Regions from separate parts of the Homo sapiens genome. Here region 2 is linked to region 1. The links are chromatin contacts, found by Hi-C or POLR2A ChIA-PET in ENCODE. All regions are on one chromosome and are shown on one strand. Each heading gives the region's core, a stretch centred on a gene start or an enhancer-like site at or near the end of the contact. The rest is flanking DNA. Distances are from core to core; before and after follow the strand shown. Region 1 overlaps GIMAP8 (GTPase, IMAP family member 8). Region 2 overlaps NOS3 (nitric oxide synthase 3).

Evidence for each region. A loop is a pair of places that touch in the nucleus more often than their neighbours do. ChIA-PET counts read pairs that join two places held with the same protein, here RNA polymerase II (POLR2A). Pooled maps may share reads with other maps.
Region 2: a loop to region 1 is called in a map of mesothelial cell of epicardium, with 30 times the contacts of the local background. The contact joins two enhancer-like sites. A Hi-C loop is called at or near these places in 2 of 168 maps with a recorded cell type or tissue (endothelial cell of umbilical vein and mesothelial cell of epicardium), 1 of 37 single-sample maps with no recorded cell type and 4 of 50 pooled maps. POLR2A ChIA-PET finds 5 or more read pairs at or near these places in 1 of 52 experiments (activated CD4-positive, alpha-beta T cell).

The regions. Positions count from the first base shown.
Region 1 is chr7:150,464,773-150,469,465 of GRCh38, reverse strand. GIMAP8 (GTPase, IMAP family member 8) reads right to left here. Exons shown (of 5, transcript NM_175571.4): 2 at 2,132-2,795. The coding sequence starts at 2,767. Among named protein-coding and RNA genes, the nearest start is that of GIMAP8, 16 kb to the right of the region's middle. Within about 2 kb of position 2,810, at least 3 of the 41 ENCODE cell types and tissues checked have a DNase peak (open chromatin) inside an H3K27ac peak, as active enhancers do.
Region 2 is chr7:150,997,565-151,001,329 of GRCh38, reverse strand. NOS3 (nitric oxide synthase 3) reads right to left here. Exons shown (of 27, transcript NM_000603.5): 6 at 2,882-2,973; 7 at 2,650-2,791; 8 at 2,245-2,384; 9 at 1,966-2,140; 10 at 731-832; 11 at 1-99. Among named protein-coding and RNA genes, the nearest start is that of NOS3, 8.4 kb to the right of the region's middle. RefSeq lists an enhancer at 1-88 and a silencer at 942-1,104. Within about 2 kb of position 1,354, at least 3 of the 41 ENCODE cell types and tissues checked have a DNase peak (open chromatin) inside an H3K27ac peak, as active enhancers do.

The DNA.
Region 1 (4,693 bases), core at 1,561-4,060:
TGCTATAGTCAACAAAACAGATATGATTTCTTCTGCCCTCATGGAGTGGGTAGGTAGACAACCAGTGAAATCACTTGATGTGGTGGTGACATTGCCATGAGGAAAGGAAGCTGTGGGGCTCATTCCAAGGCCTGAGAGCCAGGATGGTCAGGGAGGACTCCCTGAGGAAGTGACTTTTAGCTGATGCAGATGGAGAAATAAAAGCAAACCTGGTACAGGGTGGGATGGGGGAGAGCAAGTGTCAGTGCAGAGAGAATCACAGGCTTGAGGCTCAGGAGTGGATGTGAGTGTAACTCAGGGGCAAACAGGAAGGCCAGCAGGACCAAGGCATAGACAGCGGAGCACAGGGCAAGGAGTCAAGCCAAATTAAGAGTTCTGAACTTTACCTTATGATCAGCAGGAAGTCACTGGAGCATGTAAAACCAGAGGGTTTCATTGTAGGAAACTTACTACACACCCATTCTTCTCTTTATTAACATCCCTGTTCCATGCAGCCCTCAAGGAAGAGACAGATTGTCACAGAGGAGGGAGCACTCAGGCTAGGAGATAAGAGAGCAAGTGTCTTCAGCCCTCTTGAGCCTCAGTTTCCTCATGTGTAGAGCATCTGTCCATAGGGTTGTCACGAGGACTTAATTAGTTTATGTCTTTGTCTGGAATTTAGTGGGCATTCAGTAAATGATTTCTCTCTTATTTCCATGCTGCTTGGGCTTATTACTCTTCCCTCTGAGCAGTCTCTCTCTGACCAGAAAGTAACAGTTGTTAACTGGTATATATCCTTCTAACTTTTTCTATGTTCATACAAATACATACAAGCATACATGAACATATGGAGACTTATTAAGTTATATGTTCTACAATCTGCTTAATAATGCATTCTGTACATCTGTAGGAGTCAATATAGATAGAACTACATCATTCTTTAAGTAGATAGAATTTATTCCATAGTACGGACATGCGTAACTGATGTTACGCATCAGGCTCAGTGTGTGCCTGCTGTACACCCTCTGGGGCTTCCCCTTGCCAAATCCTCTGTGCTAGCATCCCCCTCACACTCAGCCAGGAGTGCTTTGTTTCTTATGCATCAGCCACTCCAGTTAAAGTGTAAGCACCTCTAAGGCAAAAGACTGCATTTTTGTATCTTCCTTAGTTACAAATACATTTTCCTTTCACATCAAAAGCTTAAATAAAATCTCACCCTGGCTGTAATGTGTGAGATGGGTTGTGGGATACAGCCCAAGAATACATGAGGAGAAAATCATTACGTTAAAATAGGTTAGGCAAGAAACGATGTAGGCTTGGACCAGGTGGTGGGAGTGGGATGGAGAGAAGCAGGTGGATTCTGGGTATATTGATCCCGCAAGACCTGATGATTTCTTGGCTCTCCAAGGGGAGCTACCAGGGTAGCAGAGCTGACACTGGGGTGTGGGTACAAAGAGCATGGTGAACAGCACAGCCCTTTTCTGAAGCATGAAGGAGAAGTCTTATAGATTTAAAAGAGAAAATCAAAAATTTGGACATATTAAGTGTGAGAAAGTATAAGAGAGACAAGTGGAGACCCCAAGCAGCAATTGTGTAAAGGAGGCAGAACTCAGAGGACAGATTTGGACTAGAGTTACTACTCATTTGAAAACCGTTAGTAGTAGATGAAGCTCAATGCCATAAAAGTGTGGGATCATCTGAGAAGAGAGTACAAAGAATTGAGGAAGGCCAGAACCAAGCCCTGAGGATGTTCATTTTTAGACGTCAGAGATTAGAGAAGGACTCAGCGATCTTTGGAATAGCCAGAAAAAGAGGGAAAAATAAAACAAATGAACAAGGAGAGGGCAATTATATTGAAGTCAGGGGAAGAGAGAGTCAAACAAATCATTGTGTGTTGAAGAATATGAGGGACCAAGTAAGATAAAGGCTTAAATTTGTCCATTAATTTGCTAATAAAGCCTAAAGTCCTTAGGCTGATAATTAAAGTACCCTAAAATCTGATACCTCTTATTCCTGCAAATTATATATAAATATCTTATTAAACAAAACCCATGTTCCATCACACAATGCAATATTTCATTTATTTATACCCACTTTCATCCCACTAGTTCAGCAACATAGAGATCTTTCAAGATATTAACAAAATTCTTACTTGAAACCTGCTGCCTTCAGTTTTGAAGTTCACATGATAGGGTCCTCCGTTCGTATTCACCAAAGACTCAACCTTGCGAAGGAGCTCCAACACCTGGGTGATCTGCTCATCCTTACTATTGGTCTTGTTGTTGAAAATGCAGTATCGGCCCTCATAGTCTTGAACCAACTGCTTGAGAGGTTTGTTTTTTTCAATGAAATCTTGCAGCAAGTCATCCCCCAAATCATCCTTCCGAGTGAAGACAATAATGATGTGCCTCCTGGCTTCAGCTCCAAACACTTGTTGGATGCCCTTGGCTGTTTCCTCATCCTCCCTTGTGAAATGGCCGATGGCAATTACCAAGAGCAGAGCATGGAGGCTGGGAGCAGAGAGCTCCAAGCAGTGTTGGATGTTGCGTTGCTTGTCTTCAGCACAAGCTATTGAGGAGAAAAGGTCAGGGGTGTCAATTACCACAACCTTCCTTTCTCTCAGGACCCAACTCTCTCTCTGGCACATTTTGATCACTGTCTGATCACTGAACTTGGACTTGAACACATGTTTGCCCAGAATGGCATTTCCTGTGGCACTTTTTCCCGAGCGGCATTTTCCCAGGAGGAGGAGCCGCAGTTCGGACATCTGGCAGCTCTGCTCTGACATGCTTTCCTGACACAGGCTCCCGCTTGTTCTGTTGGGACAGAAAACAACACATTAATGTTCAACTCCCACACAGAGTGGACAGGAAAACAGCAAGAAAAGACATTCTCTTTTTGACTCAAATTGCCGCCAATGAATTTGAGCTACTGAAGTTCTAGACCCAGACTAGATTAGAACAAGAAACACTTTCCCAGGATCTTCCTGTTCCCTCATCTCTGAGACAAACCTAGAGATCTCTTTTAGTTCCTTAAATTTTTTTTTTTTTTACCATTAGGAACCACAAGAAGTCAGATATGTTAGAAACCATACTAAATAAGCATGTTTCAAAGTTGAAGGAAATCTCATAATTAATAGTAATGGTCAGATGTTTAAAAAATACAGATCTCTGGGACCCAACCTACACCTATTAAATCAGAATCTCAAAGGAAAGATCCTAGAAATCTGTATTCATCAAATGTCACAGTAATTCTAATGAGTAGCCAAGTTTGGGAAGCATTGCCCTATAAAATGCAATGAAATGTCTAGAGCATACAAGCAAATATAATATATGGTATACATGATACTCTGAAAATAATATCACAGAAGACAAACTAGAAAACTTCATTTGTGGGACTCGTGATGCACCCAGTGCCAGGTGAAGTTAACAGAGAAGCATGATGTGGTGGGTATGACCATGGTCTTGGACTCTGACCTGGTTCACCTTCTGCTCTGCACGCATTAGCTGAGATCTGTAGAGGCCACTTAACCATTCTGAGTCTCAGTGTCCTAATCCATAAGATAGAAGCGGTATTACCTACTTCAAGGATATTTTTATAAAACTCAAATGAGATGACAAATGAGAAAGTACCTTGCAAGTTTCCACATATTACCTAAATGCAAAGTGGTACGATTTCAGTATATAGATAGTGCTGCTTGGATTTAATATTCTCCCTGCAAAGGCTTCCACCTGCCAGGCAAGTCAAACCCAAAACTCTTGAGCTAATGTGCCAAGCTCTTTGCAATCTGTTTCCAGCCCACAGAGTCAGCTCTACTTGTAGCCACTCTCCTCAACACACTGTATGCTCCAGCCAAGTGAACTACTCATCTGTATTTATTTATTCAGGCCCCACCTTGTTTGACATATGTTTTGAGCTGATTTGCTGTACCTGTTCAGTCATCCTGCCTTGTACAATTTCTTCTGGATTGCCCAAGAGACCCTGACCTGAAATCAAGTGAGGCCTGGAAATTCATGGCAAAACTGTCGCTGCGAGGAAAAAAACTCCCCTCTACCATAATCACAGGTTTTCCCTTTAGGGTACATCAGCAAGTAGCTGTGATTCCCACACAGGGTTACACCAGGGATCCTGTGTTCCTCTCTTTAAAAACTTAGTTTCCAAGACTGCAAAGCTGGCCATGATGCCCTCACCTGGGAAGGTTTACCTATGCAGATCTACAAGAGAGTGGCTCTCCCTATGAAAGCTTCGTACAGCACCCTCTTGGATGGCCACCCCTCCATGGTCCATGGTGAAGTCAGAAAGTTATTCATGTTATTTCACACCCTTTCTAGTGTCTCTGCCCCTTGATGGGTTCCCTTCCTGTTCTCACCAAGCCTGCTCCAGCATCCTTTTTGTCACTTGTATGAAAAGACTGAACAACAACAAATAAAAGGCATAGATGCAGCAAGCAGATAAGAATGTGACACACATGAGGACAATGTTGTGGGAGTCCAGGGAGGAGTCAGTCACTGGGACAGATTGGTACCACTCCATCAAAACTGCTCCAGCAGAGGGCAAAGATCCCTTAGCTGCCAATTCACAATGTGCTTACACTCATTATCTGATCACTCTGTGCCATAACCTCTTCATTCTTTATATTTTTCTGATTATGAAGTTTAGTGTTTATTCTAAAGAATTTGGTATATTTAGAAAATTTTAAAGAAAACAATCTGGC
Region 2 (3,765 bases), core at 105-2,604, 530 kb before region 1:
GTCTGCAGGGCAGCCCCCCCTGGCCTTCTGCTCATTCTCCAGGTGCTTCATGAAAGAGGCCGTGGCGGCGTGGTGGTCCACGATGGTGACTTTGGCTAGCTGGAAGGGAGAGAGAGGGGGAGAGGCTCAAACCAGACCCACAGACCTCGCCCATTCTTCCTCCACCACTCCGGTCACCCCAAACCACATGTGCCCTCGATTACCCCATATCTAACACACCCTGTGTCCCCTCAAACCACAATGTCACCCTCACCCCAAACCACATCATGCATGGTCATGCTGCAGGTTCAACATGCAACAAGCAGCTCTAATCTCCAGCATCTGCATGCCTGGTCCCCAAACCAAATAGCCCACAGAAATTCTCAGCAGGCCCCGGCTTCCTCAAACTACGACTCCTGGTGTGCCCTTGATCCTGGTATTTGTTTCCAGGATCCAGCGGGTCCCACAAACTGCAATACCCAATATGCCCTGAGAATCAGCATGACTGGGCATGCAGTAAACAGCAAGGTCCCTGGCACACAGTAAGCCACCAGATGACAGCGCCTGGAATAGTACCTGCCCTGTCCCCGAACCGCAGGCCAGTGTGCGCCATGGCACTGGGACTACGGAACTTCTTCTGCCTGTCCAAATCCTGCCCTAGTTTCTAAATGGCTGCCTCTCCTCCATCCCCCGCCCCTGCTGCCCCCGTATGCAAACCCTTTGCCTTCCTGGCCAGTCTGGGCCTCTGCACCTGGTAACTGTGCAGCACGGCCACGTTGATTTCCACTGCTGCCTTGTCTTTCCACAGGGACGAGGTGGTCCGGGTATCCAGGTCCATGCAGACAGCCACATCCTGGGGCAGAAGGGTGTGTGGCATCGGTAGGGACAGAGGTGATCACGGGGGTGGGGTGGGGAGACTATCTCTGTTTCCCGTACATGGCTGGAAGGAGTGAGGTGAGTGGTGTCCATTGGGAGGCCTGGCTGCCTAGGGGGCTGGTTCAGGTTTTTGCCTGCGAAGGCACCTCAGAGCAGAGAGGGACTTTGGGCCAGTCGCTCCTCAGCTCCAGGCTTTAATTTCTCATCTCTAAAATGGGTCTTAACCTTTGCCGAGTCAAGGTCCCCTTTGAGAATCTGATGAAAGCTCTAGAGCTATGGGTCCTATGCCTGAAAGAACAACTACATGTTCACACCCATCCCCATGCCCCCCTCACCCACCCACTCACACCCACACCCACCCACAAACCCACACACTCACACCCACCCACCCCCACAAACCCACAATTTCACACTCACCGCCTACACACATCCACACTCACACCCACATACCTACACTCTCACACTCGCCCCTACACACCCCACAAACCCACACTCGCCTACCCCTACAAGCCCACACACACCCCCTACACACCCCACAAACCCACACTCACCTACCCCTACAAACTCACACACACTCACCCCTACACACCCCACAAACCCACACTCGCCTACCCCTACAAACTCACACACACTCACCCCTACACACCCCACAAACCCACACTCGCCTACCCCTACAAACCCACACACACTCACCCCTACACACCCCACAAACCCACAGTCACCTACCCCCACAAACCCACAGTCTCACAGTCACTGCCTATACACACCCACAAACCCACACCCACCTACCCCCACACACCCACACTCACCCACCCCTACAAACCCACAGTCTCACACCCACTACACACCCCACAAGCCCACACTCTCACCCACTGCACACCCCAGAAACCCACACTCTCACACTCACCCACTCACACCCCCACACACACCCCTGCCACCCCCTACCCCTTTGCTTCAGTGGTTCTAGAGCTTGTCCTCAGTTCCCATTTAGGAGGCAACCCTGGACCTGCTCTGATTGTCCCCGTGGCTGGCATTTTGGGGATGGAGTGAGAGCCAGACTCCTGCCTTGGACAGGTGCATTCGGTGCCCGAGCCCCATCCCGCACCTCACCTCCAGGATGTTGTAGCGGTGAGGGTCACACAGGTTCCTCGTGCCGATCTCAGTGCTCATGTACCAGCCACTGAAGGGGGCTGCGGGGAACTCCAGGCCCCCAATTTCCAGCAGCATGTTGGACACTGCCGGGAGGGCGTACCAGCGCAGGCCCAGGGCTGCAAACCACTCCAGCCTGGGGGTGTTGGGGTGTGGGATCAGCACCCCCTTGCAGGCCCTTCTTGAGAGGCTCAGGGATGGCCCCCTCCATCCCACCCAGTCAATCCCTTTGGTGCTCACGTGGGGTGCTCCAGGGGCACCTCAAGGACCAGCTCGGGGGGCAGAAGGAAGAGTTCTGGGGGATCATCTGGGGCCTGCAGCAGCAGGGGCAGCACGTCGAAGCGACCGTTTCCTGGGGTCCAGCCGTGCTGAATGCAGAGCTGTGGGGAGTGGGCCAGAGGGGGTTCTGGGGCTGAGCCTCATGCCCTCCTCAGGGACCCCTCCATCCACTGTCTCCTGCCTTCATCTCCAGGGTCCCTCATTGGCTGGGTCTCCGTGACCACCCAGGCACCCCTCCTTTGGTGTTTTTCATCCTTTATCTCACCGAGGCTCCCCTCTTCCTGCCTGGATCCCCCGAGCCTTCTCCCACTGGTTTCCTCATTCTCCACCTTGGGGACACCCTCATGGGTGGCCCTCGGTGCCCACCTCGGTGATCTCCACGTTGGCTGGGTCCCCCCGCACAGAGCCATCCTGCTGCCGGTAGCCCGCGTAGCGCACCAGCTGGCTGTTCCAGATTCGGAAGTCTCCTCGGCCAGGGCAGCGCTGCGGGAACACTGTGATGGCCGAGCTGGCACGCATGGGGAAAGAGCTGGTCAGAGCCCCGCCTTCCCTGCCTTGGGGAAGAAGGCTGGGGCCTGGCATGGTGGGGGGCACTCACCGAAGGTTGCCCCGGTTGGTGGCATACTTGATGTGGTTGCAGATGTAGGTGAACATTTCCTGTGCAGACCTGCAGTCCCGGGCATCGAACACCTGAGCCAGCCGAGGCAGCGGGAGAGGAGGGTGAGGAGAGAGACGGGGGGTCTTGAGTATCAGCTCCAGAGGAGCTGCTGGTGAGGAGGCAGGGGCCATGGTTCACTCCATGGCGCCCTCCTGACCATTGGCAGCCACACTGATCCCTTCCTGCCCTGCTCTCTGACATATGTAGCACCATCCGGGCTGCTTCTCATCTCCTCCCTGGGCCAGGTGTCTCCCCATCCCTATGGAAGCTGACTTGGTATCCAGTACAGAGGAGGGACTCGGCCTCTGCCAAACTGATGCTTGGGTTAGGCACCAACGGATGTCTAAGAGGCCGCCTAGGAGTGTGGGCAGCAAATCCCCCATGATCCATGGCATTCAAGAAAGGACGGGTGATTCTCTTTGAGCACATGGATGGTGGGAAGGGAAGGCTGCACCAGAGGCCTCCTAGGACCCTGCTCATCCTGACATTCTGAGTGGAGGCCCCAGGAGGAGGCTGGGAGGTCCCACTCCTGCCTGAGGGAGGAGGAAACATGTGTCAGTGACAGGGGCAGGGGAGTGGCAGGGACCAACCTGGGGTCAAGGGAGGGACGCAGCTCTGAGTGGGGTCCACTATGGCAGCTCAGATGGATCGAAGTTGAGCTAAAGCTTTGAATGACTTAGAGGGTCAGGCAAGTGTCAGATAGGATTGTTTTTATTTTAGTTGAGGTTCCTTTGGGATTCACTGGGCACGTGGCTTTATTTCAAACTCTTTGGCGGCCAGTGATGGTGAAGGAGGCCAAGGCCATGGGACCAAGTCCCCCATGG